Linked DNA regions of Homo sapiens: region 2 is linked to region 1. Evidence: read pairs that join two places in POLR2A ChIA-PET (ENCODE). Cell type or tissue: IMR-90. All regions are shown on one strand. Each heading gives the region's core, and the rest is flanking DNA. Links, peaks and the distances in the headings are about the cores only. Region 1 overlaps TTBK2 (tau tubulin kinase 2). Region 2 holds the start of TTBK2-AS1 (TTBK2 antisense RNA 1).

Region 1 (16,043 bases), core at 5,312-9,311:
ATCCAAAAGTAGACAGAAAGAAACAGAAGAACAAAAATAAAGGGACAAACATAAAACAAATAATAGAATGGTTGACCTGAATCCAAACTTACCTGTAATTACCTTAAGTATAAATGGCATAAACACACCACTGAAAAGACAGAGATTAGCAGGATAAATATGATTCTATAAGAAACTCACTTCAAAAATAATATGTAGGTTAAAGTGAATATACTTAAATACCACTGAAAATAATAACAAAAATAATACTATTATTATGTAGGTTAAAAGAAACGGGAAAAAAGTATACCATGCAAATATTAACAAAAGAAAAGCTGGAGTATCTATTATAATATCTGACAGTGTTGACTTCAGGGCAAAGAAAATCACTGGAGATAAAAAGAGATACAGAACCATGGAAGAGCCAATTTACAAAGAAATTATAAACATGTATGCACCTTAAAAAGACCATCAAAACACATGAAATAAAAATCAATGAACTGAAAGGAGAAACAGACAAATCCGTGGTTATAACTGGAGTAGACAAATCCATAGCTATAACTGAAGACTTCACTCTTTTCCCAAATAAATAACTAGACAGAAAATTGTCAAGAATACAGAAGCTAAAACAGTACCATTGGGGTATAATTGTAAAATATATTTGGTTGTGATATTGTGGCTTATATTAATAATAAGAAATATAAATATTTGGTCTTTGTCCCTGGTTCTTGTTCAGCGCTCATAAAGCCCTTGTAATTTCTGAAGTGACTGGGGTGCTAGGAGCATCTTTTGGTATAATATTTGGTTTTTATACTCGGTTCCTGAAATAGCTCCAGATAGATAAAAGATGATAGGAGTGAATTTTGTTATTCATAACAAGCCCCTTTCAACCACATCTGGGATTTTGTTAATGAGGTGACTTTAGGAAACCTTTAAAGATAGACGGCTGGTTGCCAGGGGAACCAACCCTGTGATTAGAGGGCTGGAACTTTCGGCCCCACTCACAAGCTCTGGGGAGGAGAGAGATGCTGAAGGTTGAGTAGATTTCCAATGGCTAATGGTTTAATCAATCAGGCCTTAATGAAGTCTCCATTAAAAACACAAAAGCACAAGTTTTGGAAACTAATAAGTGTCAGGCCTCTGAGCCCAAGCTAAGCCATCATATCCCCTGTGACCTGCACGTATACATCCAGATGGCCTGAAGCAACTGAAGATCCACAAAAGAAGTGAAAATAGCCTTAGCTGATGACATTCCACCATTGTGATTTGTTTCCCCCCACCCTTAATAAGGTTCTTTGTAATCTCCCCCACGCTTAAGAACATTCTTTGTAATTCTTCCCACCCTTGAGAATGTACTTTGTGAGATCTATCCCCCGCCCACAAAACATTGCTCCTAACTCCACCACCTATCCCAAAACCTATAAGAACTAATGATAATCCCACCACCCTTGCTGACTCTCTTTTCGGGCTCAGCCCACCTGCACCTAGGTGAAATAAACAGCCTTGTTGCTCACACAAAGGCTGTTTGGTGGTCTCTTCACACAGACACGTGAGACATTTGGTGCCAAAGACCTGGGTCAGCAGGACTCCTTCGGGAGACCAGTCCCCTGTCCTCACCCTCACTCCGTGAAGAGATCTACCTATCACCTCAGGTCCTCAGACCAACCAGCCCAAGGAACATCTCACCGATTTTAAATCGGGTAAGCAGCCCTTTTTACTCTCCAACCTCTCTCACTACCCCTCAACCTCTTTCTCCTTTCAATCTTGGCGTCACCCTTCAATCTCTCCTTCTCTTAATTTCAATTCCTTTCATTTCTGGTAGAGACAAAGGAGACACATTTTATCCGTGGACCCAAAACTCCGGCACCAGTCACGGACTCAGGAAGGCAGCATTCCCTTGGTGTTTAATCATTGCAGGGACGCCTGCCTGATTATTCACCCACGTTTCAGAGGTGTCTGACCATGCAGGGTCACCTGCCTTGGTCCTTCACCCTTAGCAGCAAGCACCGCCTTTCTGGGGGGCAAGTACCCCCCGACCTCTTCTTTTGGTGTCTCTACCCCTTCTCCACTTTCCTGGGGGGCAAGCACTCCCCACCCCTTCTCTCCATGTCTCTACCCTTCTCTTTAAACTTGCCTCTTTCACTATGGGCAACCTTCCACCCTCCATTCCTCCTTCTTCTCCCTTAGCCTGTGTTCTCAAGAACTTAAAACCTCTTCAACTCTCGCCTGACCTAAAATCTAAGCGTTTTATTTCCTTCTGCAATACCGCTTGGCCCCAATACAAACTCGACAGTAGTTCCAAGTGGCCAGAGAATGGCACTTTTGATTTGTCTATCCTGCAAGATCTAGATAATGTTTGTCAAAAAATGGGCAAATGGTCTGAGGTGCCTGACGTCCAGGCAATCTTTTACACATTGGTCCCTCCCTAGTATTTGTTCCCAATGAGACTCATTCCAAATCTTTCTTCTTTCTGTCCTATCTGTTCCTTCAGTCTCCACCCCAAGCTCTGAGTCCTCTGAATCCTTCTTTTCTACGGACTCATCTGACCTCTCCCCTTCTCCCCAGGCTGCTCCTCGCCAGGCCAAGCCAGGTCCCAATTCTTCTTCAGCTTCTGCTCTCCCACCCTATAACCCTTCTATCACCTCCCCTCCCCACACCCAGTCTGGCTTATGGTTTTGTTCTGCGACTAGCCCTCTCCCACCTGCCCAACAATTTCCTCTTAAAGAGGTGGCTGGAGCTAAAGGCATACTCAAGGTTAATGCTCCTTTTTTCTTTATCTGACCTCTCCCAAATCAGTTAGCATTTAGGCTCTTTTTCATCAAATACAAAAACCCAGGCCAGTTCATGGCCCGTTTGGCAGCAACTCTTAGACGCTTTACCGCCCTAGACCCAGGCGGGCCAGAGGCTGCCTTATTCTTAATATGCATTTTATTACCCAATCCGCTCCCGACATTAGAAAAACTCCAAAAATTAGATTCCGGCCCTCAAACCCCACAACAGGACCTAATTAACCTCACCTTCAAGGTGTACAGTAATAGAGAAGAGTTGCAACTACTTGACTCTGCTGTGAGAGAAAACCCCAGCCATATCTCCAGCACACAAAAACTTCAAAACGCCTAAGCCACAGCGGTCAGGCGTTCCTTCAGGACTTCCTCCCCCAGGATCTTGCTTCAAGTGCCGGAAATCTGGCCACTAGGCCAAGGAATGCCCACAGCCTGGGATTCCTCTTAAGTCGTGTCCCATCTGTGAGGGACGCCACTGGAAATTGGACTGTCCAACTGGCCCAAGGCTCTGACTTACTCCTTCCCAGATCTTCTTGGCTTAGCAGCTGAAGACACACTGCCCAATCTCCTTGGAAGCCTCAGATGCTTTGGGTAACTCTTACAATGGAGGGTAAGTCCGTCCCCTTCTTAATCAATACGGACGCTACCCACTCCACATTACCTTCTTTTCAAGGGCCTGTTTCCCTTGCCTTCATAAGTGTTGTGGGTATTGACAGCCAGCCTTCTAAACCTCTTTATACTCCCCAACACTGGGGCCAACTTGGAAAACATTCTTTAATGCACTCCTTTTTGGTCATCCCCACCTGCCCAGCTCCCTTATTAGGTCAAGACATTTTAACTAAATTATCTGCTTCCCTGACTATTCCCGGGCTATAGCCACACCTCATTGCTGCCTTTTTCCCCAGTTCAAAGACTCCTTCACATCCTCTCCTTGTATCTCCCCACCTTAATCCACAAGTATAGGATACCTCTACTCCCTCCTTGGCAATAAATGATGCACCCCTTGCCATCCCATTAAAACCTAATCACCCTTACCCCGCTCAACGCCAATATCCCATCCCACAGCACACTTTAAAAGGATTAAAGCCTGTTATCACTTGCCTGTTACAGCATGGCCTTTTAAAGCCTATAAACTCTCTTTATAATTCCCCCATTTTACCTGTCCAAAAACTGGACCAGTCTTACAGGTTAGTCCAGGATCTGCGCCTTATCAACCAAATTGTTTTGCCTATCCACCCTGTGGTGCCAAACCCATACACTCTCCTATCCTAAATACCTCCCTCCACAACCCATTATTCTGTTCTAGATCTCAAACATGCTTTTTTTTCACTATTCCTTTGCACCCTTCATCACAGTCTCTCTTCACTTTCACTTAGACTGACCCTGACACCCATCAGGCTCAGCAAATTACCTGGGCTGTACTGCCGCAAAGCTTCACAGACAGCCTCCATTACTTCAGTCAAGCCCAAATTTCTTCCTCATCTGTTACCTACCTCGGCATAATTCTCATGAAAACACACGTGCTCTCCCGCTGATCGTGTCCAGCTAATCTCCCAAACCCCAATCCCTTCTATGAAATAACAACTCCTTTCCTTCCTAGGCATGGTTAGTGCGGTCAGAATTCTTACACAAGAGCCGGGACTGCACCCTGTAGCCTTTCTGTCCAAACAACTTGACCTTACTGTTTTAGCCTACCCCTCATCTCTGCGTGCAGTGACCACCACTGCTTTAATACTTTTAGAGGCCCTCAAAATCACAAACTATGCTCAGCTCACTCTCTACAGTTCTCATAACTTCCAAAATCTATTTTCTTCCTCCCACCTGACACATATACTTTCTGCTCCCCAGCTCCTTCAGCTATACTCACACTTCGTTGAGTCTCCCACAATTACCATTATTCCTGGCCCGGACTTCAATCCATCCTCCCACATTATTCCTGATACCACACCTGACCCCCGTGACTGTATCTCTCTGATACACCTGACATTCACTCCATTTCCCCATATTTCCTTCTTTCCTGTTCCTCACCCAGAACACACTTGGTTTATCGATGGCAGTCCAACCAAGCCTAATCGCCACTCACAAGCAAAGGCAGGCTATGCTATAGTAGCTTCCATATCTATCATTGAGGCTACTGCTCTGCCCCCTCCACTACCTCTCAGCAAGCCGAACTCATTGCCTTAACTCGGGCCCTCACTCTTGCAAAGGGACTATGCATCAATATTTATACTGACCCCATATCCTGCACCACCATGCTGTTATGGGCTGAAAAGTTTCCTCACTACACAAGGGTCCTCCATCATTGATGTCTCTTTAATAGAAACTCTTCTCAAGGCCTCTTTACTTCCAAAGGAAGCTGGAGTCATTCACTGCAACGGCCATCAAAAGGCATCAGATCCCATCGCTCAGGGCAACACTTATGCTGATAAGGTAGCTAAAGAAGCAGCTAGCATTCCAACTTCTGTCCCTCATGGCCAGTTTTTCTCCTTCTCATTGGTCACTCCTATTTACTCTCCTACTGAAGTTTCCACCTATCAATCTCTTCTCACACAAGACAAATGGTCCTTGGACCAAGGACAATATCTCTTTCCAGCCTCACAGGCCCATTCTATTCTGTCTTCATTTCATAATCTCTTCCATGTAGGTTATAAGCCACTAGCCCACCTCTTAGAACCTCTCATTTCCTTTCCATCATGGAAATCTATCCTCAAGGAAATCACTTCTCAGTGTTCCATCTGCTATTCTACTACTCCTCAGGAATTATTCAGGCCCCCTCCCTTCCCTACACATCAAGCTCAGGGATTTGCCCCTGCCCAGGACTGGCAAATTGACCTTACTCACATGTCTTGAGTCAGGAAACTAAAATACCTCTTGGTCTGGGTAGATACTTTAACTGGATGGATAGAGGCCTTTCCCACAGGATCTGAGAAGGCCACCGTGGTCATTTCTTCCCTTCTGTTGGACATAATTCCTCAGTTTGGCCTTCCCACCTCTATACAGTCCAATAACAAACCGGCCTTTATTAGTCAAATCACCCAAGCAGTTTCTCAGGCTCTTGGTATTCAGTGGAATCTTCATACCCCTTACCGTCCTCAATCTTCAGGAAAGGTAAAACGGACTAATGGTCTTTTCCCAAAAACTCGCCAACCAAGCAAGTAATTACGCTAAACCCCCTTGGGCAGTCTCTAAGTGGATGTCTTGGGTCCTCCCAATTCTTAGTCCTTTAATATCTATTTTTCTCCTTCTTTTATTCAGACCTTGTATCTTCCGTTTAGTTTCTCAATTGATACAAAACCGCATCCAAGCCATCACCAATCATTCTACACGACAAATGCTCCTTCTAACAACCCCACAATATCACTCCTTACCCCAATATCTTCCTTCAACTTAATCTCTCCCACTCTAGGTTCCCACGCCACCCCAATCCCACTTAAAGCAGCCCTGAGAAACATTGCCCATTATCTCTCCATACCACCCCCAAAATTTTTCGCCACTCCAACACTTCACTATTTTGTTGTATTTTTCTTATTAATATAAGAAGACAGGAATGTCAGGCCTCTGAGCCCAAGCTATGCCACCATATCTCCTGTGACCTGCACGTATATATCCAGATGGCCTGAAGCAACTGAAGATCCACAAAAGAAGTGAAAATTGCCTTAGATGATGACATTCCACCATTGTGATTTGTTTCTCCCCCACCCTTAAGAAGGTTCTTTGTAATTCTCCCCACCCTTGAGAATGTACTTTGTGAGATCCACCCCCTGCCTGCAAAACATTGCTCCTAACTCCACCACCTATCCCAAAACCTGTAAGAACTAATGATAATCCCACAACCCTTGCTGACTCTCTTTTCGGACTCAGCCTACCTGCACCCAGGTGAAATAAACAGCCTTGTTGCTCACACAAACCTGTTTGGTGGCCTCTTCATATGGACATGAGACAATAAGCATATCCATATGTTGTGAGGGTAGTGTATCCTAACTTCATGAGGAAAGAAACTCCTGCTCTGAGGATCCTTCCAGACTTTGCCCTATGTATCTCTTCACCTGTATCCTCATTTATATCCTTATTAGATAATAAACCAGTAAGCATAAATGAAGTGTTTTCCTGAGTTCTGAGAGCCATTCTAGCAAATTGCACTTCTCTGTCATTTGCCAGAAGTATTCAGTATAGTAGTAAGAACAGTTTATTTTTTCCTATCTTACATTTTTGTGTCAGAGGATTGGTATTCATTTCCAAATTCCTGGCAGTGCTTGGAATTTCCTAAGTGATATGAATGCCTTTGTTATGCTAATGAAGTGACTCCAAGCTTCAGGATGGGGGCTGTCACCTGAAAGCATATGACTACATGACTAGAACCTTCATCTCCACCTCCCAACTTCCAGGAAAAGAGTTACTAGTGATTGAGTTCAATCACATGGCCAATGATTTAATCAACCATGCCTACGTAATAAGCTCTTTTTGTTTGTTTTTTGAGATGGAGTCTCACTCCTTTTGCCCAGGATGGAGTGCACTGGCGCAATCTTGGCTCACTGCAACCTCTGCCTCCAGGGTTCAAGCGATTCTCCTGCCTCAGCCTTGTGAGTAGCTGGGATTACAGGTGTGCACCACCACGCCCGGCTAATTTTTTTGTATTTCTGGTAGAGACGGGGGGTTTTACCATGTTTGGCCAGGCTGGTCTTGAACTCCTGACCTCAGGTGATCCACCCACCTCGGCCTCCCAAAGTGCTGGGATTACAGGCGTGAGCCACCATGCCCGACTTTTTTTTTTTTTTTTTTTTTTAAGAGATGGGGTCTCACTGTCGCCCCGGCTGGAGTGCAGTGGTGCAAACATAGCTCATTGCAGCCTCAAACTCCTGGGCTCAAGCAGTACTCCCATCTCAGCTTCCCAAGTAGCTAGACTACATGCATGTGCCACCACACCCAGCTCATTTTACTTTTTTGTAGAGACAGAGTCTGGGTATGTTGCCCAAGCTGGTCTTGAACTCCTAGACTCAATCGATCCTCCCACCTCAGTCTCCTAAAGTGCTGGGATTACAGGCATGAGCCACTGTGCCCAGCCCTGAACTCTGTATATTAAAAACTCTGTAAATCTTAAATTCAGCTGGATAAAAAAGAAAAAAAAAAACAAACTCTGAACTACAAGGCTCAGGGAGCTTCCTGGTTGGTGAACATACTGATGTACCAAGAGGGTGGTGTACCCTGGCTCCACAAGTAGAGAAGCTCCCGTGCTTGGGAGCCTTACAAACTTATCATATAGTCCTCTTCATCTGATTGTTCATTTGTATCCTTTATAATAAAAAGGTAATTTTAAGTATAGCACTTTCATGAACTCTGTGAGTCATTCTAAGCAAATTATTAAACCCAAGGGGATTGTGGGAAGGCCCAAACTTATACTCAACCAGGGAAAATTTGAGTGGCTTGTGGCTCCAGTCTGAAGTGAAGGCAGCTTTGTGGGACTGAGCCCTGTAACCTGTGAGGTCTGCATTAACTTGACGCAATTAGTGACAGAATTAAAGCGAATTATAGGACACCCAGATGATGTCAGTGAACTTAATCAAAAACAACCATCAAACAACTGGAACTGACATTTACAGAACACTCCACCCAACAAAAGTGGAATACACATTCAAACTCACAAGGAACGTACACCAAAAGACTATATAATATCCCAGGTCACAAAACAAATTTTGCAAATTTAAAAGAACGGAAATCATACATACTATGCTCTCTGATAACAAGCTAGTATATTCTAGCTTAATGTTATTAAGCTAGAAATCAATAACGGCAAGATAACAAGAATACAAACACTTGGAAATTAAACTATAACAACAGGGCAAGGTGCCTGATTTTTATATAAATAACACTTTATTGGAACTAAGCCATGCTCATTCATTTATATGTTGTGTATGGCTGATTTTATACTACTAGAGCAGAGTTAAATAACTGCAACACAGACGGTATTACACTTAGGCCTAACATATTTATTATTTGGACCTTTAATAAAATGTTTGGCTGGGCACGGGGGCTCACACCTGTAGTCCCAGCATTTTGGGAGGCCGAGGCAGGTGGATTGATTGAGCTCAGGGGTTCAAGACCAACCTAAGCAACATGGCAAGACACTGTCTCCACAAAAAATATAAAAATTAGCCAGGTGTGTGGCACTCATCTGTGGTCCCAGCTACTCAGAAGGCTGAGGTGGGAGGATCTCTTGAGCCAGGAAGTTGAGGCTGCAGTGAGCTGTGATTGTAAGACTGCACTCTAGCCTGGATGACAGAGCAAGACCCTGTCTCAAAAAAAAAAAAAAAAAAAAAAAAGCCGGGCACGGTGGCTCACGCCTGTAATTTCAGCACTTTGGGAAGCTGAGGCAGGCGGATCACCTGAGGTCAGGAGTTCAAGACCAGCCTGGTCAACATGGTAAAACCCTGTCTCTACTAAAAATACAAAAATTAGCCAGGTGTGGTGGTGTGTGCCTGCAATCCCAGCTACCTGGGAGGCTGAGGCAGGAGAAATCTCTGGAACCCGGGAGGCGGAGTATGCAGTCAGCCAAGATCATGCCACTGCATTCCAGCCTGGGTGACAGAGCAAGACTCTGTCTCAAAAAAAAAAAAAAAAAGAAAGAAAGAAAAAAAACCAAAATGTTTGCCAATGCCTGTTCCAAATAAGCCATGGTTAAAGACAAAGTCCCCAGGCAAATTAGAAAATATTTGAATTGAACAAAAAGGAAAATAAAACATATGATATGCAGCTAAAGCAATGGTTAGAGGAAAAACTATAGCACTGAAAGCTTATATGAAAAATGAGGCCAGGTGCAGTGACTTAGGCCTATAATCCCAACACTTTGGGAGGCCAAGGCAGGAGGACTTGAGGCCAGGAGTTCAAGACCAGCCTGGGCAACCTATCAAGACCCTGTTACTACAAAAATTTTTTTAAAAAACTTAACTGCATGTGGTGGGTGCCTGTAGTCCTAGCTACTCAAGAGGCTGAGGCGGGAGGATAATTTAAGCACAGAAGGTTGAGGCTCCAATGAGGTATGATCACTCCATTGCACTCCAGCCTAGGTGACAGAGATGCTGTCTCTTAAAATATATATATAATATTAAAATAATTTTTAAATTGAAAATAAGCACGGAAGTTTCAAATTAAAACTATAAGCTTCCACCTAGGGGGAAAAGACAAACAAACTAAACCCAAAACAAGCAGAGGAAACAAAAGACAAAATAATAACAATGAAATTAAAACCAGAAACGTCATAGAAAAAAAAAAATCAATGAGACCAAAAGCCAGCTCTTTATAAAGATCAATACAATTTATAACCTTTTAGGAAATCTGGGAAAAAAGAACTCACAAATAATCAATATTAGGAATGAAACAGGGGTTATCACTATAGACTCCACAGACATAAATATATAATTAGGAAACATAATGAACAACATTATACACAGAAAGTGAACACAGACAACCATCAAAAACTACAAACTACCACAATTCACCCAAGGTGAAAGGGACCTCCTTAATAGTCCTACTAAAAAAATATGGGCATGATATGGTTTGGCTGTGTCCCTACCCAAATCTCATCTTGTAGTTCCCATAATCCCCCACATGTCATGGGAGGGATCTAGTGGGAGGTAACTGAATCATGAGGGCAGTTACTGCCATGATGCTGTTCTCATGATGGTGAGTGAGTCTCATGAGATCTGATGGTTTTATAAAAGGCAGTTCCCCTGCACACGCTCTCTTGCCTGCTGCCATGTAAGATGTGCCTTTGTTCCTCCTTTGCCTTTCACTATGATTGTGAGGCTTCCCCAGTCATATGGAACTATGAGTCCATTAAACCTCTTTTTCTTTACAAATTACCCAGTCTCAGGTAAGTCTTTATTAGCAGTGTGAGAATGGACTAATACAGGCCTAGATTTTTTTTCCAATGGCAAATTCTACTAAACATTTAAAGAAAAAATGAAACAAATTTTATACAATCTCTCCAAAAAAGAAGAGGAAAAAACACTTCCCATCTCATTTTATGAGTCCAGCATTAACTTGATATTAAAACTAGTCAAAGGATGGGCATTGTGGCTCATGTTTGTAATCTTAGTACTGTGGGAGGCGAAGGCGGGTGGATTTCTTGAGCCCAGGAGTTTGAGACCAGCCTAGGCAACATGGTGAAACCCTATCTCTACAAAAAATACTAAAAATTAGCTGGACATGGTGATGCACACCTGTAGCCTCAGCTACTCAGGAGGCTAAAGTGGGAAGATCACCTGAGCCCAGGAAAGTCAAGGTTGCAGTAAGCCAAGATACCATCACTGCACTCCAGGCTGGGCAGCAGAGTGAGACCTGTCTCAAAAAGAAAACAAAAAATAAGAGACCCATATCCCTTATAAACACAAACATGAAAATTCCTCATAAAGTAGTAGCAAACTGAATCCAGCAATACATAAAACGAATAATACACCACAATCCGGTATGGTTTATCCTGGGGATGCAAGGCTGACTCAATATTCAAAAATCAATTCATGCAGTACAGCAGATTAATAGTCTAAAAATGAAAACCACATGACCTATCATTTGATACAGGAGAAGCATTTGACAAAATTCAATATTCATTCATGGTATAAAACTCTCAGCAAACTAGGAATAGAAGAGAATTTTCTAAACCTAATAAAAGGCATCTAAAAAAACAAAGTTCACACAAACTGTCAGTTTTAACACAATTCCAATTGAAATCTAAGCAGAATGTTTCATATAAATAAGCTGACTCTAAAATCTATGTGGATAAGCAAAAATTACCCAAAATCTTTATTAAAAAATAAAGTTGGAGGAAACACACTACATGATTTTAAGTCTTACTGTATAAAGCTACAGTAATCAGATCAGTGAGCTATCTGCAAAAGGACAGAAATATAAACACATGAAACAGAAAAACAGTCCATTGAGGGTACAGGGTAGGAAGTGGGTCAGGATCAACAAACTACCTATTGGATACTATGTGTATTACCTGGGTGACAAAATAATCTGTACACCAAACCACTAAGACACATATTTACCCATGGAACAAATCTACACATGTACCCCTTGGACCTAAAATAAAAGTTAGAAAGAAAAAAAATAGAATGTATACATCAAAAAGATTTTTTTTTTTTTTTTGAGATGGAGTCTCGCTCTGTCACCCAGACTGGAGTGCAGTGGCAGGATCTCAGCTCACTGCAAGTTCCGCCTCCCGGGTTCACGCCATTCTCCTGCCTCAGCCTCCCAAGTAGCTGGGATTACAGGCGCCTGCCACCACGCCCAGCTAATTTTTTGTATTTTTAGTAGAGACGGGGTTTCACCGTGTTAGACAGGATGGCCTCGATCTCCTGACCTTGTGATCTGCCCACCTCAGCCTCCGAAAGTGCTGGGATTACAGGTGTGAGCCACCACACCTGGCCATCAAAAAGATTCCATTACCACTATCTAATCCCAGAACATTTTCACCATCCCAAAACAAAACCCCATACCCATTAGCAGTCACTCCCCATTCCCTTCTTCTCTCAGCCCCTGGAAATCACTAAATCTTTCTGTCTGTATGGATTTGCCTATTCTGGGCCAAATGATATTTGACAAAGATGCAAAGGCAATTCAACACAGAAAAGACAGGCCGGGTGTGGTGGCTCACATCTGTAATCCCAACACTTTGGGAGGCCGAGGCCTCAAGTGGATAACCTGAGGTGAGGAGTTCGAGACCACCCTGACCAACATGGAGAAACCCTGTCTCTACTAAAAATACAAAATTAGCTGGGTATGGTGGCACATGCCTGTAATCCCAGCTACTCGGGAGGCTGAGGCAGGAGAATTGCTTGAACCCGGGAGGCAGAGGTTGCAGTGAGCTGAGATCGTGCCATTACACTCCAGCCTGGTGACAGAGCAAAACTCTGTCTCAAAACAATAATAATAATAGTAATAATAATAATACAGAAAAGATAGTCTTCTCAACAAATTATGTTGAAACAATTGTATTTCCATATGTAAAAAACAGAACCCCTGTCTAAATCTCACACTCTACACAAAATGTAACTCATAATGTATCACAGACCTAAATGTAAATATACAACTTTTAGGGCAGGCATGGTGGCTCACACCTGTAATCCCAGCACTTTGGGAGGCTGAGGAAGGACTATCGCTGGAGGCCAGGAGTTTAAGAACAGCCTAAGCAACATAGCAAGACCCCATTTCTACAAAAGATTAAAATAAAAACAATTAGCCAGGCATGGTGGTACGTGCCTGTAGTCCCAGCTACTGGGAGGCTAAGGCAAGAGGATCACTTAGACGCCAGGAAGTCAATGGCTGCAGTGAGCCATGATCACACCACTGCACTCCAGCATGGGCAATAGAGTGAGACCCTGTCTCCAAAAAAATAAAATAAATAAATAAAACTAAAAGATTTAACATGTAATAGGTTTACTATTATTAAAATTTTTTTAATTTTTCAGTTTTAGATTTTTTTTTTTTTGAGACATTCTTGCTCTTGTCGCCCAGGCTGGAGTACAGTGGCACGATCTCATTTTACTGCAACCTCCACCTCCCGAGTTCAAGCGATTCTCCTGCCTCAGCCTCCCGGGTACCTGGGATTACAGGCGCCTGCCACCACACCTGGCTAATTTTTGTATTTTTAGTAGAGATAGAGTTTCGCCATGTTGGCCAGGCTAGTCTTGAACTCTTGACCTCGTGATTCACCCGCCTCGGCCTCCCAAAGTGCTGGGATTACAGGTGTGAGCCACTGCACCTGGCCACTTTTAGTTTTTAATACAGTAACTATCAATAGATATAAATCTATGTTAAAGAAAAAGAATATTTAGAGTACCAATAATTTTTAAGATTAGTAAGACGTCCTGAGAGTTTGGGAATGGCTAGATTATGTAACAGAGATCTATAATCATTTTTTTTACTATTAATAACCTTGATTTATGGTATATATTTGAATGAGTGAACACTTTTTAATACTCTACTATCTGAAATTTTACCAATCATTCTTTCAATAAACAAACATTTGACAAGAACCCCGACAATAGCTGAAGGAAATACGAGATGAGTAAGTCATGCTCCCTAGCCTTTTAGACAGGGTGGGAAAAAGATCTGATCTCCAGGGCAGCCTGACACATTAAGTTGAGAAGGATCCTGAAGCAAAGTCTGGGCTAAAAGGAAAGGATGCCATTATTGATTAGCTGGTCTTGGAAGGACAATAGCAACATTCATCCATTCGACAAGTATTTATTGAGAACATAAGATGTGTTTTAGGCATTTTTCTTTGAATAAATTCACAAGGAAAACCCATACAAGACAGGAGACAATGATAAAAATTTGCAAGTTGGACAGAAGATGTACAAGAGGTAACTGATTTAATGAATCTGAGAAAACTGAACTTATACCAGTAGTGGTACACACACACACACACACACACACACACACACACACACACACGGAACTTCCAATCAGCTTCACTACTCAAAAAAAGAGATAACCATCCAGGCGCAGCGGCTCATGGCAGTAATCCTAGCACTTTGGGAGGCCAAGGCAGGCAGATCCATTGAGCCCAAGAGTTTGAAATCAGCCTGGAAAACTTGGTGAAACTCCATATCTATAAAAAGTATAAAAAATTAGCCAGGTGTGATGGTGCGTGCCTGTTGTCCCAGCTACTTAGGAGGCTGAGCCAGGGATGTCGAGGCTAACTGCTTATGACGGCCTTCTCAAGTAAATGGGTAAGGGGATGACAAACAACTCCTCAAATGAGTAATCAAGGTTCAAGTTGTCATGATAATGGTCGTTTAAACCACTCATTTTGCCATAACTGATCCATGACCAGACCAAACAGAAAATACTGTACTTCTGGCCAGGTGCAGTGGCTGATACCTGTAATCCAGCACTTTGGGAGGCTGAGGCAGGAAGATCACCTGAGATCAGGAGTTCGGGACCAACATGGCAAAACTCCGTCTCTAAAGAAAATACAAAAAATAGCCAGTTACGGTAGCATGCACCTGTAGTCCCAGCTACTCGGGAGGCAGAGGTTGCAGAGAGCCAATCGTGCCACTGCACTCCAGCCTGGGCGGCAGAGTGAGACTCTGTCTCAAAAAGAAAAAAAAAAAGAAAAAGAAAAAAAAAGCATTGACAGAGTCATAATAACTTAAACTCTAAGTACTGGCCTAACCAAAATTAAACTCTGAGTACTGGCCTAAACTCTGACTACTGGCCTAACCAAAATTAAGATATAACATTATTGGAAAAATAAAAGGATCTAACTGTGCATGTGTAGTAGGAATGAGATGGGCAGTGAAAAAGTTAAATCATCTTCCATAGTGGAAAGCTGGTAGATAATGACTACAACTGAAAAATTAATCAGCAGTAACACAAGCATCTTAGTTTGAGATGTGGAGGTAAATACCAAAAGTACTGAAAGTGAATACTTCCCAAAGGATGAAAATGGGACACAGTGGAGAAGCCAGAAGACTCCTTTTTCAATAACAACTTGTATATAACCATTAAACTTTTAAAATTATGTGCTGTTAAAACTCTAATAATAAAAACTAATTTTAAAAAGCAATTTGTAGAATTTTTTTTGGCAGGGGAGAGAGAGAGGGTCTCGCCCTGTCACCCAGGCTGGAGTGCTGTGGTGTGATCTCAGCTCTCTGAAAACTCCACCTCCTGGGCTAAAGCATTCCTCCTACCTCAGCCTCCTGAGAAGCTGCAACCACAGGCACATGTCACCTTGCCTGGCTAATTTTTTTCATATTTTTTTTTGTAGAGATGGGTTTTACTATATTGCCCAGGCTGGTCTCGAACTCGTGAGCTCAAGTGATCTGCCTGCCTCAGACTCCCAAAGTGCTGGGATTACAGGTGAGAGCCACTGTGCCTGGCCAATTTATAAAACATTTAAACATAAAAAGTTTCTCACACCTGTAATCCCAGGACTTTTGGAAACCGGGGTAGGCGGATCACTTGAGGTCAGGAGTTCAAGACCAGCCTGGCCAACATGGTGAAACCCCATCTCAACTAAAAATACAAAAATTAGCCAGGTGTGGCCGGGCACGGTGGCTCACGCCTGTAATCCCAGCACTTTGGGAGGCCGAGGCAGGCGGATCACGAGGTCAGGAGATCGAGACCATCTTGGCCAACATGGTTAAACCCTGTCTCTACTAAAATACAAAGAAATTAGCCGGGCGTGGTGGTACGTGCCTGTAATCCCAGCTACCTGGGAGGCTGAGGCAGGGGAATCACTTGAACCCAGGAGGCGGAGGTTGCAGTGAGCTGAGA
Region 2 (16,043 bases), core at 6,067-10,066, 150 kb before region 1:
GTTCAACAGGAACGGTACGAATTCTTTCCGCAGGGCCCGGAGTGAGCTCAGCGCGGCCGCCTCCCCAGCGTTATCCTAGGGCAGAAGCACAGGTGGAGGGGCGAGAGGGTCAGCCGCCGGCCCGCGGGCCGTGAGCAGCCGGGGCCGTAGGGCGCGCCTCGGGTGGGCGGCCCGGGCAGCGGCGCCCAGTTGGAGTGCACTCGGCCCGGCTGGCAGCCAGGCGCCCTAGAGGAAGGGGACTGGAGGGCTGGACTCCACTGCGGGAACCGGCTTCGAGTCAGACCTGGGGGCGTGTCACCGCTGTTACCTCCGAACCCTGGGTGCTGCGCGCGATCCACCGCACGACGGCTGCGACCGACACCTCTTCTCGCAGCAGCGACTCCAAAACGGCCGCCATCCCGGTCGGGGCGCTCTGGGGCGACTGCGCAGGCGCCGGCGCGCCGCGGGCGGCCAGGGAGGGGCGGGGCCGGCGGCGGGGAACGACCGTTGGGTCGCGGGATGGGGAGGGACCCGGCTGGCGGGGCGGGGCGGAGCCGGCTGTTGCCCAGACCCACGGAGTCAAGGCCTCGCTGAGTCCTCAACCCCGGCCGAGAGGCCGGTTGTTAGGAGGTGAAATGTGGATCACAGCGCCTGGGGAGGCCCACCTTGGCTGCCCGCCCTGGAGCGACCTGAAGGGAGGGATTCGAGCTGGGAGTGGGGCTGCCGCGGGTCGGACGCCCCTCTAGGGAGACCCAGGACCCGGGAGAGAGGTAGAGGGGAGCAGAGACAGCCACCAGCTTCTATCTTCTGCTCTAAGCACATTCTTTCACGAGTTTAAGTTTCCTAGATCCAACTGGCACCACCCCAGAGAAATTATAATCTAATCTTTCATTTTGACTTTGTTCTTCTCAAAGGCCGATTTTTCAATCCCTTGGCCGAGCAGTACCCATCGGCTTTTCAGCGCTCACCATCAACTGACCATTTAGGAAAGAATTATTTCTAGGAGGTTCTTAATAATCCCCAAGCCACAACCCTTAAAGTGCCTCGGGCCACCCTGCACACAGAATTGCTTGTATGTAGCTTTATTTACTTAAGTGGGTTTACATGAGGTTAATATTTCAACTACTTTGCAGTTTAGATGTCAGTAAGCATATCATGATTAGCTTCTGGGAGCTTGAGGTTTGTATTTTTGGGTTTGGTGTTTTTTGTTTTTGTTTTGTTTTTTTTGAGACAGGGTCTTGCTCTGTTGCCCAGGCTGGAGTGCAGTGGCGTGAGCACGGCTCACTGCAGCCTTGGCCTCCTGGGCTCAAGCAATCCTCCCGACTCAGCCTCCCTAGGGCTATAGCCCAGCTAATGTTTTGGCCGGGAGAGGGCAGCAGATCCAAAGTGCTGGGATTATAGGCGTGGGCCACCACGCCCGGCCTGAGTAATTTCTTAATCTCCTTTATTTAATTTTATTTTGAGATGGAGTCTCGCTCTGTCACCCCCGGGGCTGGAATGCAGTGGGAGGCAGAGGTGGGCGGATCACGAGGTCGAGAGATGGAGACCATCCTGGCCAACATGGTGAAACCGTGTCTCTAATAAAAATACAAAAATTAACTGGGCGTGGTGGCACGCGCCTGTAGTCCTAGCTACTGGGGAGGCTGAGGCAGGAGAATCGCTTGAACCTGGGAGGCGGAGGTTGCAGTGATCCAAGATCACGCCACTGCACTCCAGCCTGGGTGACAGAGCGAGACTCCATCTCAAAAACAAAACAAAACAAAAAAACCTGAGAGAGGATTTTGAAGGTTGCTGCTCAGTGACAAATCAAGCAAGGGAATCCAAGCGGAGAAAAACAGATGGCACGAACATTCCATGTCAAACCAAACCAGGAGGGGTGAGGCAGTGCCCTTGTGAATGCCTCCTGAGAGTTGCTCTGGTTCAAAGGAAGGTTACGGGCGGAAGGATGAGGGTGGGGGTGCAGGAATCTCTCTAGTGGCAGAAGGGGTATTTCCTATGGAGAAGGAAAAAGTACCTCCAGCCAGACAGAATAATGGACTAAAAAGGAGCTTTTAATATTTTAATTTTATTACAGGAAAACATCTCCTAACTGCAGGGACACTTAACACCTAGCTTCTATTCAGTCCTGGGCTGCTTTTTCTAGGGAACTTCTAGATGTGGTACTGCATTTACAGTAACACTATCTGCTCCCCGTTGATCTTGTAACATCTGGTGTATTCAATAACTTTATTAAATTAGAAAAATATTTTCCACTTTTGAAATCCAGACCATCACACAAACAGAACTAGATTTTGCATGCGGAATGAATATTTTATTACTAGGTTATAAAAATAAAATACAAAATAATTTTAAAACAGAACTTAAAACACTGTACAAAGCTTTAATATGATACAAATGGGAAAATTAAATAAATAATTACACTTTTATGTACAGGTGGCCTATACAAAAGCACTCCATGTTTCTGCCGATACTCTGTCCTTGGTTGCCTGAGCAAAATTGTATAAAGGGAGCTGCTTGGAGGGGAAAGGAACACAATAAAACGCCTCTGGAGGTATTTCAAAGAGTAGTTTCTCATCTCTCTGATTTCAGGAAGAGGAGAAGAGAGGGAGAGAAAAGTGGAATTATTAAAGTCATCTAACTCATTGGTCTTGTTCAACAAGAAAGAATTCTGGTTTGTGGCTGAATCTGATTTAACAGCTGCCAATAGCTCATTACTTCTAAGATGTATATCTAATTCAAAACTAGATGCTCCCCCCTCCCTCTTTTTTCCCTAAAAGCTGGGAACTTGTAAGTAAATGGCCTAGTGAAATAGACACTGGCTATTTTAGAAAAAGGGTCAGAAGGTAGACCAGGAACTATGTATCAAGGAGAAGTAAGTGAGGCTCAAGCCCAGGCCACCTAGGCTGTGTTTATTCAGTCCACCCAATCCAATGTCAAAGCCCCAAGTGGGCCAGTGTTACCTTTATCTTCCCATCTTTGTATTTCTGAAAGCTTTGTCACCTCAGTGGACTACTTTGGCTGATGAACAGTTCAAATAGAAGATTGTTTTGGAAAAAGTCCCAAGGGCTTTCCCCTTCCTGGGTAGCTCCCTATAAGTCAAATTCAAGTTCTGGTAGCCTTGTTTACCCCTTGTAGGCGAGTGAAGAATGCCCACACAGAGTTCAGATGTGGTGAAATGCTGGGCATTGATTCCTCAGGATTTAAACTGCATATTATTAGAGAAAAAGAGCATCATATGGCAAGGGTAGTCTATATAAAAACTTGGTTTACTCAATGTTTTTAATTAGGCGAGTGAACACTTATGTACATAATATTAAATAATATTAAACTAATAAAAAGAGAGGTAAAATTCCTATCCATTGTTATTGTAAAATTATATCATCAGCAAATTCTATAGTCACATGGGCTCAAAGATCTGCCTCATCCAATCTTGTTCCCTAGGTCAAGGAACCCAGAGCCAGGGTACCTGGGAGGCATGGTCAGCATCGCCAGTGTACATATATTCTGTGCCCATACTACCACTAACGCTTCCAGCTGAAGAGGAGGCAGAAAACCGTTACATTGCACAGGGCCATGAAAGGAAAGGCTTCACTACTTTTACATGTTACCTTAAGACCAAAGATCCAGCAAAGTCTAAGGAAATATCCTAATCATTACTGTGTAATGTTACTTTTTTGCTATTCAGTGTCTTGAGATTGTGTGGAAATTCAAGGTGACCTGATCTTGTCACATACTTTAATTTTCTGATCCAAATTTGCTGAAAGGGAATAATTAAACATCAAGCTTAAATATTTTTTTAAGTAGGAGCAGACAATCACAACTGAATTAGAAGACGTCTTAATGGGCATAGACTTTATTTTTGTTTTACTTTTTTTTTTTTTTTTTTTTGAGACGGAGTCTCACTCTGTCGCCCAGGCTGGAGTGCAGTGGGGCGATCTTGGCTTACTGTAATCTTCTGCCTCCCAGGTTCAAGCGATTCTCCTGCCTCAGCCTCCTGAGCATCTGGGACTACAGGCGCCCGCCACCATGCCCAGCTAATTTTTTGTATTTTCAGTAGAGACGGGGTTTCACCCTGTTAGCCAGGATGGTCTCGATCTCCTCACCTCGTGATCTGCCCGCCTCAGCCTCCCAAAGAGCTGGGATTACAGGCATGAGCCACTGCGCCTGGCCTTGTTTTACTTTTTAAAATTTCTGTGAGCTGCTCTAGAAAACTAAAGGACGAAAACTTTACTGTCATAATTCCAAGTTCAGTCAGGGATTTCTCAGAATTGAGGTGTGCAGCATCCAGATTCCCCTTTATGTGGATAGGGATCCCTGTGCCATGTCTTGCACTTACCTAAGAACTATAGGAATTCTCCATGTACCTCCTACAGTTTTTCTAGCAGTGTTGGACAATGGATTCTAAAGGTTCCTGAGACTTTGTTAAATTTCTCATAATTCCAGAGGGAAGGCCAAAATATTGAGAATACTCAATGATAGGATGAGTTTCCACTCTACTTCCTTATCCTCAAGGCACACACCAGAGTTCCACTGGGTGAGGACAGGGAAGTAGGATGTCCCAACACCCTCTGAGGGTTTTCATGCATTAATCCCGCCATATGGGCTGATGGTTGGAACTGCCTTTAGTTCTCTAAGTAAAGGTCTAAAAATGCACCTGTGGTTTCTGAACTTGGGTATACGCTGATACATAAGGACTACCATAGAAGTTACATGCCTTAATCCTGTAATACTTTTGTGTGGTATCATTCTGCTAATATATTGTCCACAGGGCCAAACCCCAAGTTACACAGCGCAACAGTACTTGTCAACCACTCCATCTCCTCAGTGACACAGGTGCTAAAGTACCTCTCCCCTGAGGCAAAGTCCCGACACATCTGTGGTAAGTGCACATAAACAGAAATGGGCAGATTTTGAAAGTGAATGCAAACAACTTAATTCCAAAATACATAAACATGACAGAAGAAGTGGTTCTCTAACATATGCCATGTTTGATCAATATAAAGAATAAGTTTTTAAAATATAAAAGACTTTGATCTCCAAGACTAAATCTAGACTTATCTGCAAATAAGTAAATTTTCAAACAGCCAGGGGAAAATGCATTTTTTTCACCGAGTCTCACTAAATCATTCTGAATTCTGGATCCTGCTTCTCGTATCACCAATTCCTAATGTTAGGAATGTAGAACTGTCTGCTCTTGGGGAAAAAAAAAGCATCTGTTTTTAATTCAAAGCTCTGGGTATAGAAAAACTAATTATGGTTTTAGCTATCTGTGTCTGGGTTTATAAAACATGCACCAATGTACACTTTCTCCTTGTAGATTGAATGCAACTATAGAAGTATTAGCATAAAAATATGTGGCCTGGAAGGAATCTCTGAAGATACTGAAGAACCTCAAGTTCCCTACATTGCTAGGAGCCAAGGGAAGGAGACACTGTACACCTAGAGCGCTGAATTAGCAGCTGAGGTTTTAGTATTTGAAAGCAAATAATATAAAGCGAGTAATGTCTACAGTGGGTCTCAGTTACCATTTGGCTACTTATTTAGGACTCGATTAACTTGGCAACTTTTACAAAAAACATTCACATCACAACATGCAACTTAAAAAACAGTTAATGTAACTATGCCACTGTCAGCAAGGCCAGCTTGCATACCAGAGTTAAGAATGAGAGTGTCTGTCTGCCTAGGGCTTAACATTCAAAGATATTTATAATCTGTGTTTTAAGGTTAAATTTTATATGACCCAGTTTTCCTTCTTTGTTCACTATACACTAAAATTAAACGCCTCTACGCTGTGCAAGAAATCACTATGTGTGATTTTACTATTTCAACCAATCCATAGACCCTGAGGATTTGGCAGCAGAATTCAGGAGAAATGCTACCTAAAGTGATTGAGCTGTTGCTAATTCTACCTTCTGTTCCACTCAAGTACCTCCAGGGACTAACAAGGGAAGGCAAGGGCAACTGTGACTGACTAGGTAACCAGCTATTCTGTTGTGACAGAAGAAACCAGGTAATACTTGATTTTCAAAAGATAATTTTAACTGCTGCCCTATACTACTTTTAGTATAGTTTGGCTTGACCTTAATAGCCATGTCCCTCATCTTAGATAGAATAACCAAATTGGTTTAAAATTACTTGATCTATGTCACTGAAACCTGAAATATGCCATCACTAAGAGAACCCCCAAATAAAAAATAAAGAACTAAAAAACACAACCAAACCAAATCAAACCAAAAACCTCATTCTCTGTATCATACTTTAAAACTAAAATAAAAATCCCTGTGTCACAGGTGCTTGCTCAGGGCTGCCAACTTCTATTTTTCACCTGAGAGACATCTAAAAGCGCAAACTATGCTTGTAAAAACCAAAAAGTAAATCTCTACATAGGACAATACTTATAAGCAGACCTATTGATACCACTTATATATAATTAGTCTGTTTTCTTTAGAAAGTATCAGAGCAGAAACGTCTTTGGTTAATTCTTTCCTCTACATGCAAAATAAAATATTCTTAAACGATGGACTGTTTATCTCTGGATCTTGATGAGTTTGTCAATGCCATTTAGAAAAGGGGACAACACACTAGAAAAGTTGAGATAAAAATGGAAGGAACCAAGAAAGAGAGAAAACATTCAGTTGCCACATTCCCATCACTGTCAGTTCCAACTGCCAGCAGAGAAATGCCAATAAGAAATAAAATCACACACACGTACCACAGTTGTAGCTTCATCAGCTTTTCCAATGATTACTACTAGCATATTTCCGACTAAAGGGGTCAGGATTTAAAGCTAGCTACTTTTAGCACAATTTAGCTAATGCAACAGAAATATGACAATTTCTTCATTATTCCCCCGACCCCCTGCAAAAAAAGTGAGATGAAAAGAGGAAAGTAGAATGGCAATTTTTAAGAAATGTTTTAAAAATCTGTCAGACTCATCATCATCCCAGTTTATCCACTCTAACTATAAGGAGAGAACTATGTGATTAACATGACAAATCTCTGAACCAGTATTACAAGCATGTCCCTGTAATTTTTTCCCTATTAAAATCTTTTTGAAATGAAAATTAAATAACCTATCTTGGCTTGTTAAATACTGCCCACCCTTGCATTGTACACAGGGAAGGCAAGAAGACTCTGAGGTGTCACATGCCAAGAACATAGTTTCAGAAAATGAAGATAGGCAAGGCCCAAGTGTACATGAGGCACACAATAGAAAAGGAATTTCGCCATCTGTGATCTCGAAATTACAAATGGAGAATGACAAAGAATGACTCTATATAAGGATATGTCTCTCTATATATTTATAAATATTTATATAATTTACCATGAAGACATGCAAGTAGTGTTATAGCAACTATTATACAATATAATACAGAAGGACTGATCTTCCAATATTACAGTTGCTTTAGATAAACAGCAAGTATGTCTTATCTATTGCATTCCTCTGGAGTGTTTGAAACTGGAGAGAAATTAAGATTCCACACTATGCTACATTTCTTATAAGAGACGTTATATGCCTCAATAGTGTTTTGAGTTTGTTTTTTTAAAAAGCTCAACACAGATAAAGAGAACAAGAGAAGTTCAGTGCAGCTTCAGGGCAGCTTTGATGCAGCATTAGAAGATGTTCACTTGGGGAGGAAATGTATTCCTTTCTTTTTTTTTTGTTTCCCAATTCAACTGTATTAGGTTTGGCAGCAAACACAAGGTCAAACAGAAAGCACATATGTTTGCTAGAAGGCAAATTTCAACAGCAAGCAGACCAATTTACCTGACCTTAATAAGGTCTTTACAACACAAAACACCTAGAGAGTATAAAAACAGCCCATTTTAAAAGTCTGGTAGACTTTCATTTGCCTGATTCCTATTAGAAGAGTGAGATTAGAACAAATATCTTCCTCTTTACAGCTTCGTAAATTGAGATTGTATGAAAATCAGGCCAAGAAGCCCAAATGTTGAACTAAAACACAGGAGAAGCAGGTAATAAAACATTAAAAAAGAAATATTTGCCTAAATTTATTTCCCCAGATATTAATTCCTTATTGGCTAAATGTATAAAATACAAAGTTTGAGGATTCTAAGCCTCAATAATATATCTAATTTATTTCTAAATCTCAAATCACAGTCCAAAGCATTGTGCTTCCCTCGTATCATCTTGGATGCTGATATTACAAACAGTTGGAACCCAGAAGACTTAAGGAAGCAGTCTACTCTGGTCAGTTTTCCTTCTACTCAAGTTTCTAAAGGAGGACACTTAACAGAGATGAAAGGGCATCTTCTATCTTGAAGGCTATTAACCCACACTTTCTTTCTCTCCCTAAACACTAAAGCCTGCAAAATAGCTCTAGTTAGACTTTTCTTTCCTTTACCTAACTTTCTTATTTTTCATAATAAAAATGTAATATGTTAAGAACTCTTGCTCTAAAAAAAAAAAATCAGGGGGACCTAAAAAAAAGTAATTGGATTTGATAGTACAACTAGGACCATAAAATAAAAGCAGAGAGATTGAATCAGACGAGACATACAAAATTTTAAAAAAAAATCTGAACTCCAGGGAGGGTACTAGGAATGAGGCAAAGTAAAGGTGTTCATTCTCAATACACGAAATAAACACACAAGCCAAATATACATGAATACTGGCTCCCTGGCAACAGACTTCTTATATAATCTAATATCTGATCAATGACTCTTCAGGGTGGGAAAGTTTTGAATGAAAATATCAAACAAGAAGTTTCACTTTTGCTATATAATCTTTGAATTGAGGCTTAAAAAAATTAGGCAACCCCCCTAAAATTCCATTCTATCTCCTATCCTCAACTCTTTTGTTTCAAAGGCAGCTTAAAAAATGAGAGCTCATTTTAATGAGTTTCTCCCCCTTGGATTTTTGCTCTATTTTTCCTTCTTGTACAAAGACATTGATTCCTAATCTACTTGCTGCCTGCCTTAGGTAATTCCTTATCATGTATTATGTCTTCTTATAAATAATTGATCATGTTACTTTCTTTTGCAAGAGAAGATCAACACTGATTTTTTTACATAGAAAGTACAGGGACACACATGCATCAGGTTTAGGAGGAAGATCTCACACCTTTCAAAGAGATGCAGCCTGGCTCCTATCTGCTGAGTTTACTGGCTGGCTTACTCTTCCCTTGGGGGGTTTTAGTGCTGGCTGAGTGGTGGTGGAGGCTGCCGGATCCTTTCAGGCCATTCTTGCTGGGTTTGCAATGCTCCTGTTGGCAGGACCTCCTGGAGGAGGAAGATCCTGAGTGGCTGGGAGGTGACTTGCTTCTCCCCAGATGTGGGGACGAACTCCTCTGGTCATGGTGGGGCCGTCCAGCCCTAGATGGTGAGGAACTAGACGTGCGAGGCAAGGATGAGCTTCGAGGAGAGGCACTGGGACTCCTGCGAGGGACAACTGGACTCTTGGGTGGTGTTTTTGGATTGTGAGGAGATCCTGGACTCTTGCACTGAGTAGTGCTCCGGGGTTTCTGAGATCCATTTTGAAGAATTTGGGCCAGGCGGGAGAAAAGGTCTGAGTCGGAGTTACTACTCCCTAGGACTTTATATCTGCGTAGCCTTAAAAGAACAGAGAAAATATATTTTAATTTTAATTCATTTCAAGTGTGCCTAAAAAGTCACAATGTCCCAAAATCATAATGTGAATGTGTAGAAATCAGAAAATAGACTAACAGGATACAGGGTTACTCTGTCATATACTAGTTGTATGACCCTGGACAAATTCTTCAATCTCTCCCTGCTTTCAATGGGAATACTGTCTATCTCACAGGGTCACTGAACAGACCAAGGGCAGTGACCCAAGTACGTAGATGAACATCTGCCATGAAGAAGCCCTTAAATGGTATTCGTTCCCTTCCTCCTATGCCATGTTTATTCTGCTAATTTTCAGATGAATTTAACTAGCATGTTAAATTGTCTCTAGCATGTTAGCACATAAGACAGAGAGTAAACCATACTGTGTAAGGATGTTAGGACAGGAATCCTACAAACACGAAATCCCACAATGTAAGTGTTTTTTTTTTTAATTTTCTTTTTTCTGCCAAGGATCTGTCACCCCTAAGTCTTCAACATGAACTACACTCAGCAACAGGAGGAACTACAGATAAATGTACATTCAACTCATTTAATAATTTACAAGAGAAAAGAGTAGTCATTGGTTTCTGTGGACCTCAGTTTCTATTCCTGTCAATAGTCTGGGATTAAGGAGGGTGGAGGCTGGAACTGACTGCCCACTCCATACTGGCAACTGAGCTTGGGCCTCAGATTTTTTTTTTTTTTTTTTTTAAACAGGGTCTTGCTCTGTCACTCAGGCTGAAGTGCAGTGGGATGATCACAGCTCACTGCAGTCTCGACCTCCTGGGCTCATGCAATCCTCCCACCTCAGCCTCCTGAGTAGCTGGGATGACAGGTGTGCACCTGTAGTGCATGCCTGGCTAATTTTTATATTTTGTGTAGAGACGGTTTTGCCACATTGCCCAGGCTGGTGTCAAACTCCTGAGCTCTAGCAATCCTCCTGTCTCAGCCTCCCAAAGTGCTGGGATTACAAGCATGAACCGTAGTGCCCCGGCCCTTGGGCCTCAGAATTCTTAGAGTATTCATATGAATAGCAAATGTCTTCTTTGTCCTAAATGTCTTTCTGGTTTGGCCTAAGAATCAAAGAAAATGGAACATATAAAAGTGTTTTTATAAACTACAAAGCAGTGGTCCCCAACCTTTTTAGCACCAAGGAGCAGTTTCGTGGAAGACAATTTTTCCACGATGGGGGGAGGAGGGGCAAGGATGGTTTCAGGATGAAAGTGTTCCACCCCAGATCATCAGGCATTAATTAGATTCTCATAAGGAGCGTACAACCTAGATCTCTCCCATGTGCAGTTCACAACAGGGTTCACGCTCCTATGGGAATCTGATGCCACTGCTGATCTGATAGGAGGCGGAGCTCAGGCGGTAATGCCTCCTGCCGTGCAGCCCTGGGGTGGGGAGGGCCTGCTATAAAGCAGTCTACAATATATTTTAGTGGCAATGCCAAATTACGTAGTGAGAAGGACCCTAGGGCCCCTCTAATAATAAAACTATGGTAATGGAAAGTGTACAGCAAAGGAACAGACAAATGAATGGAACAGAGCATTGAATCCAAAAAGATCCCCATGTTTCTATGGGAAATGAGTATTGCAATATCACTAACTACTTGGAAAAAAACTTCACATCATATATAATGATACACTTTAGATCGATAGTAAATTTATACACAAAGCACAAAACTATAAGGGTACTGGAAATTACTACCTTTTAAAAAATATTAGGGTTGAAGGACCTTCCTATGCATGATATAAAACACAATTAATAAAAAATGTTCAGTTCCATGAACACTAAACTTTTCTATCAAACCAAAGGCACTACAACCCAAGTTAAAATTCAGACTAGGATAAAATATCTTCAATATAATTTGCAGAGAAGGGGGTTAGTTACAGAAAATAACCCAGGGCACGGTGGCTCACACCTGTAATCCCAGCACTTTGGGGGGTTGAGGTGGGTGGATAGCTTGAGGTCAGGAGTTCGAGATCAGCCTGGCCAACATGGCGAAACCCCATCTCTACTAAAATACAAAAAATTAGCTGGGTGTGGTGGCAGGTGCCTGTAATCCCAGCTATTCGGGACACTGAGACAGGAGAATCGCTTGAACTTGAGAGGCAGAGGTTGCAGTGAGCCGGGATCGCACCACTGCACTCCTGCCTGGGTGACAGAGCAAGATTCCGTCTCAAAAGAAAAAAAAAAAACTAACCCAATAGAATGTTTTGACATGAAGACAGACAACAACTCATAGAAGGATCCTCCCACCTCAGCCTCCCAAGTAGCTGGGAATACAGCTGTGTAGCACCCGTGCCTGGCTAATTCTTGTAGAGATGAGGTTTCACCATGTTGCCCAGGCTGGTCTCAAACTCCTGAGCTCAAGCAATCTGCCTGCCTCAGCCTCCCAAAGTGCTGGGATTACAGGTGTGAGCCACCACATTTGGCCCTGGAAAGCACTCTTCACTGGTTTACCACCTCCCAATATTTTCCCCTCTTCCTCAAAATATAAACATTCTGTGGTCAAATATATCAAGATAATATTTAAATAAAAAGTATAGCATGCAGTATATACTAAAGCAGTATCTTTACTATGTATGGTTGTATATACCATCAGACCTAGGGAAATCTATAGGATTTTTTTGGTTTAATTCATTATAATCAAGATAAACAGCACTGTTACCAGGGTCCATTTATCAAATCATGGACAACGTATTCTTCACTAGCATTTGACATCATAATGGCATTATGGGACATAATGGGATTCTGACTGAACAAAGCTAGAAAATTGCTGATCATCAAAATGCAACTGGAGACAGACATAATCTTTATTACATGCTAAGCAATGTACCAACTCCTAGATGATTGTGGCTTTGTTTCATTCTCCCAAAACTATTAAGCAAATATTTTGCCCACTCCGTAGATGAGGAAATGGAGGTTCTTACTGCTAGAAAGTGGGAGAGCCAAAAATTAACCTGGATCAGAGAAGATTCTGGGAAGACAGTAGAGTAGGAAGCACTAGGAATCTGTCTCCCCACCTAGGCAACTGCACTGGCAGAATCTGTCTGATGTAATTATCTTGGAAATCTGGAGTCTACCAAAGGCTTGCAACTTCCAGGAGAAGGCTTGGACTGTCAATTACAGTTAATTTTAGTCTATTTCAGATCTTAGCACAGTTAACAGCTACCCATCCCCCATTCCCGGCCCCATGGCAGGCAGCTGTGCACTTATTTCTGGAGCAGTGTGCACACAGCTTACAAGAACCAGGTGGGCAAAAAGAACCCTGTCCTCCAATTACTGGGGATCTGTGCTCTGATTACTCATTGCTGCTTCTGATCACAGAAGAGCAGAGAAAGAGGTAGGTAGTAACTCTTACATTTTTCCCCATTGTTACAAACTGGTTCTCCTCTGGCTGAAGTGACTGCTAGGGGATTAAAAGGGCCAGTCCTCTTTTTTCTTCTTCCCTCATTTTTCTTTTTTCCCTTCTTCGGAGCCAGATATTAAAGACTTGTATATTCAAAACCAACCACATATACTGGGGAAATCAGAAAGCTACTATGCTTAGTCAGGAAAAAGTACAGGCTTAGAAAAGGTCTGAGACCTTAGGTTTACATCTCAGGCTGGTCCTCAGCACAGAGACAGTCTACAACCATCAAAAAAACAAACAAACAAATTAGCTAGGTGTGCTGGCATGCACCTGTAGTTCCAGATACTCAGGAGGCTGAGGCAGGAGGATCACTTGAGCCCAGGAGTTAGAGGCTGCAATAAGTCATGATTATTCCACTGCACTCCAGCCTGGGTGACAGAGTGAGATCCTGTCTCAAAAATAAAAAGAAACAAAAACAACCCACAGCAAATCCCGAAGAAAGGGGAAAATCTTATTTTCAGAGTTACCACATTATTAGATTCAAATATCCAATTTTCAACAAAAAAAATAAAAAAACTTACACAGAAACAGGAAAGGATGGTCCATTCCAAGGAGAAAAAAATGTATCAACAGAAATTGTACCTGAAAAAGACCTGATAGCAAAGCTACTAGACAAAGACTTTGAAACAACTCTCTTAAGGATGCTTGAAAAACTAAAGAAAGACACGGAGAAAGTCAAGAAAACAATGTATGAACAAAATGGAAATATAAATAAGAGACAGAAAACCTAACAAGAACCAAAAAAAATTTGGAACTAAAAAGTACAATCACTAAAATAAAAAATTCACTAGATGGATTCGAGAGCAGATTTGAGCAGGCAGAAGAAAAAATCAGCAAACTTGAAGACAGGACAATGGAAAGTATTGAGTCTGAGGTACAGAAAAAAAAAGGAGTAAAGAAAAGTAAACAGACAATAAAGGGCCTGTGGGGCCATCAAGCAGACTTGCATGCACATTGTGGGAGTTCCAGAAGGAGAAAAGAGAAAGAGGCAGAGAGAATACTTAAAAAAAAGAAAAAAAGCCTGCAAACTCCCCAAAAGTCATAAGAGACATGAATATACAACATCCCAGAAGCTCAACAAACTCGAAGTAGGATGAACTCAGAGACCCACAATGAGACACATTATAATTAAACTGTCAAAAGACAAAGACAGAGAATCTTGAGATTCTCAAAAAAATTATCAGAACACTTCTCATCAGAAACATTGAGGCTGGAAGTACTTTAGTACTTTAAAGTACTTCTTTTAAAATACTAAAAGAAATGTCAACTAAGAATCCTATATCTGGCAAAACTGTCCTTCAAAAATGAGGCAGTAATTAAGACATTCTCAGATAAAAGCTAAGGGAGTTTGTTACCACCAGACCTGTCTTGCAAGAAATGCTAAAGGGAGTCCTGTAGGTTGAAATGAAAGGGCGCCACACAGGAACTTGAAGCCATATGAATAAATAAAGATCTTAATAAAGGCAAACACATGGACAGTTAAAATTCCACATTTTGTTTTTTACATAATTTAAGAGATTAATGCATTTTAAAAATTATTAGTTTATGTGTTTGAACACACAATGTATAAAGATGTAATTTTGTAACATCAACAGCTGAAAGGAGTGGGGATGGAGACTGAAAGGAGCAGTTTCTGCATGATATTGAAGTTAAGCTGATATAAATCCAAATGAAAGTGTTATAACTTTAGAATATTAAGTGTAACACAACAATGTGAATGTACTTACTACCACTGAACTGTACACTTAAAAATGATTAAGATACAGCTGGGCACAGTGGCTCAAGCCTGTAATCCCAGCACTTTGGGAGGCCAAGGCAGGTGGATCACTTGGGGCCAGGAGTTTGAGACCAGCCTGCCCAACATAGCGAAACCCTGTCTCTAGTTTAAAAAAATAAAATAAAATAACCTGGTGTGGTGGCAGGTGCCTGTAATCCTAGCTACTTGGGTAGCTGAGGCAGAAGAGAATCTCTTGAACCCGGGATGCAGAGGTTGCAGTGAGCTGAGATTGAGTCACTCCACTCCAGCCTGCGTGACAGAGCGAGACTCTGTCTCAAAAACAAACGAAACAAAAGATGCTAAATTTTATGTTATGTGTATTTTACCGCAATAAATTGGAAAAAATCTGATTACTTCTACTGCACTAGGCTGTAAGGCCTGGGAAAGGCAGGAAAGAAAGATACTGAGAAGGGGGCAACACAGAAATGTTGCCATTGGTGGACTACAATAAAGCAGATATAGAAATGGTGTTACACACTTAACACAGGGAGAGCACACAGCATTACCTGGCTTCTACTCCAGGCCTCGTGGGTGGCTTTCCTGGTGGTGGCCGAGGAAAGAACTGAGACGAAGTTGAGCTATTGACCTGATCTGTGTTGACCCATGAAACTGGCCTTGGAATTTTGCTCTTTCTAGACTGGGAGATGATGGGTGACAGAAAGCTATCTTCAGCTGACCTACTCAGGTGAGAATCTACTGTCAGTCTTGAAAAGGGAGTGAGCACTTCCTCCTCACAAAAGGGAGCAGGAACAGTAGCTAGTTTCTCCTCTAGCAATTTATCAGAGGCACTTGAGAGGTCGCCAAGGAAGGACTTGAATTGTCTTTTTTCCACCAGAAGCTTGACTAGGTCTGGCTGATAGGCTTTCTTTTGGAGGAGCTTTTCTTTTGCAGAAACTGGAGAGGATGATTCCAAAGTTGAGTCTATCTCTTGTGCTAAAACAGGGATTCGGCTGTGTCTAGTTACAAAGGATGACCTAACCATATCCTTCCGGGTTGGGGCACCATGTTCATTCTCTGAAACACAATGAAATAGTTCTCCATTTCTAGGGGTGATTTTCTCTCTCTTGCCCTCTTGGTGCAAAAAAGTAGAGAGGTCTCCTTGATGACCTGGCAAGTCTTCACTCATGATGTCATCATCCTTAGATATCTTATTTTTTTGCATTTCTGCCACTTGGCCTATCTGACCTTCAACATGTGGGTCAATGTCTCTGGAAGAAATTTCTGAAGTTCCAACTGTCAGAAGCTTCATTATCTCATTATTTTTGTCTTGATTTGGCACCA

The links. ChIA-PET counts read pairs that join two places held together with the same protein. Peaks named below come from ENCODE experiments on the same cell type or tissue, not always from the same donor. Only the 100,000 strongest peaks of a DNase experiment are listed, where the experiment ranks them.
Region 2: POLR2A ChIA-PET joins it to region 1 with 5 read pairs; 3 of 35 experiments call an interaction of 5 or more read pairs at or near these places.

What each region holds. Positions count from the first base shown.
Region 1 is chr15:42,883,650-42,899,692 of GRCh38, forward strand. All of the region lies in intron 1 of TTBK2 (tau tubulin kinase 2), which reads right to left. Among named protein-coding and RNA genes, the nearest start is that of TTBK2, 29 kb to the right of the region's middle. RefSeq lists an enhancer at 5,832-6,704. In IMR-90, for the core only: no CTCF peak of the experiment used is centred there; a DNase peak (open chromatin) is centred at 7,092; H3K27ac peaks cover 1,072 bases.
Region 2 is chr15:42,736,706-42,752,748 of GRCh38, forward strand. It overlaps TTBK2 (tau tubulin kinase 2), which reads right to left. Exons shown (of 15, transcript NM_173500.4): 14 at 15,269-16,043; 15 at 2,025-9,552. The coding sequence ends at 9,090. TTBK2-AS1 (TTBK2 antisense RNA 1) reads left to right here and starts at 2,413. Exons shown (of 3, transcript NR_186317.1): 1 at 2,413-2,530; 2 at 4,748-4,858; 3 at 5,297-6,497. It overlaps CDAN1 (codanin 1), which reads right to left and starts at 423. Exons shown (of 28, transcript NM_138477.4): 1 at 308-423; 2 at 1-75. The coding sequence starts at 397. RefSeq lists silencers at 30-169, 360-609. In IMR-90, for the core only: no CTCF peak of the experiment used is centred there; no DNase peak of the experiment used is centred there.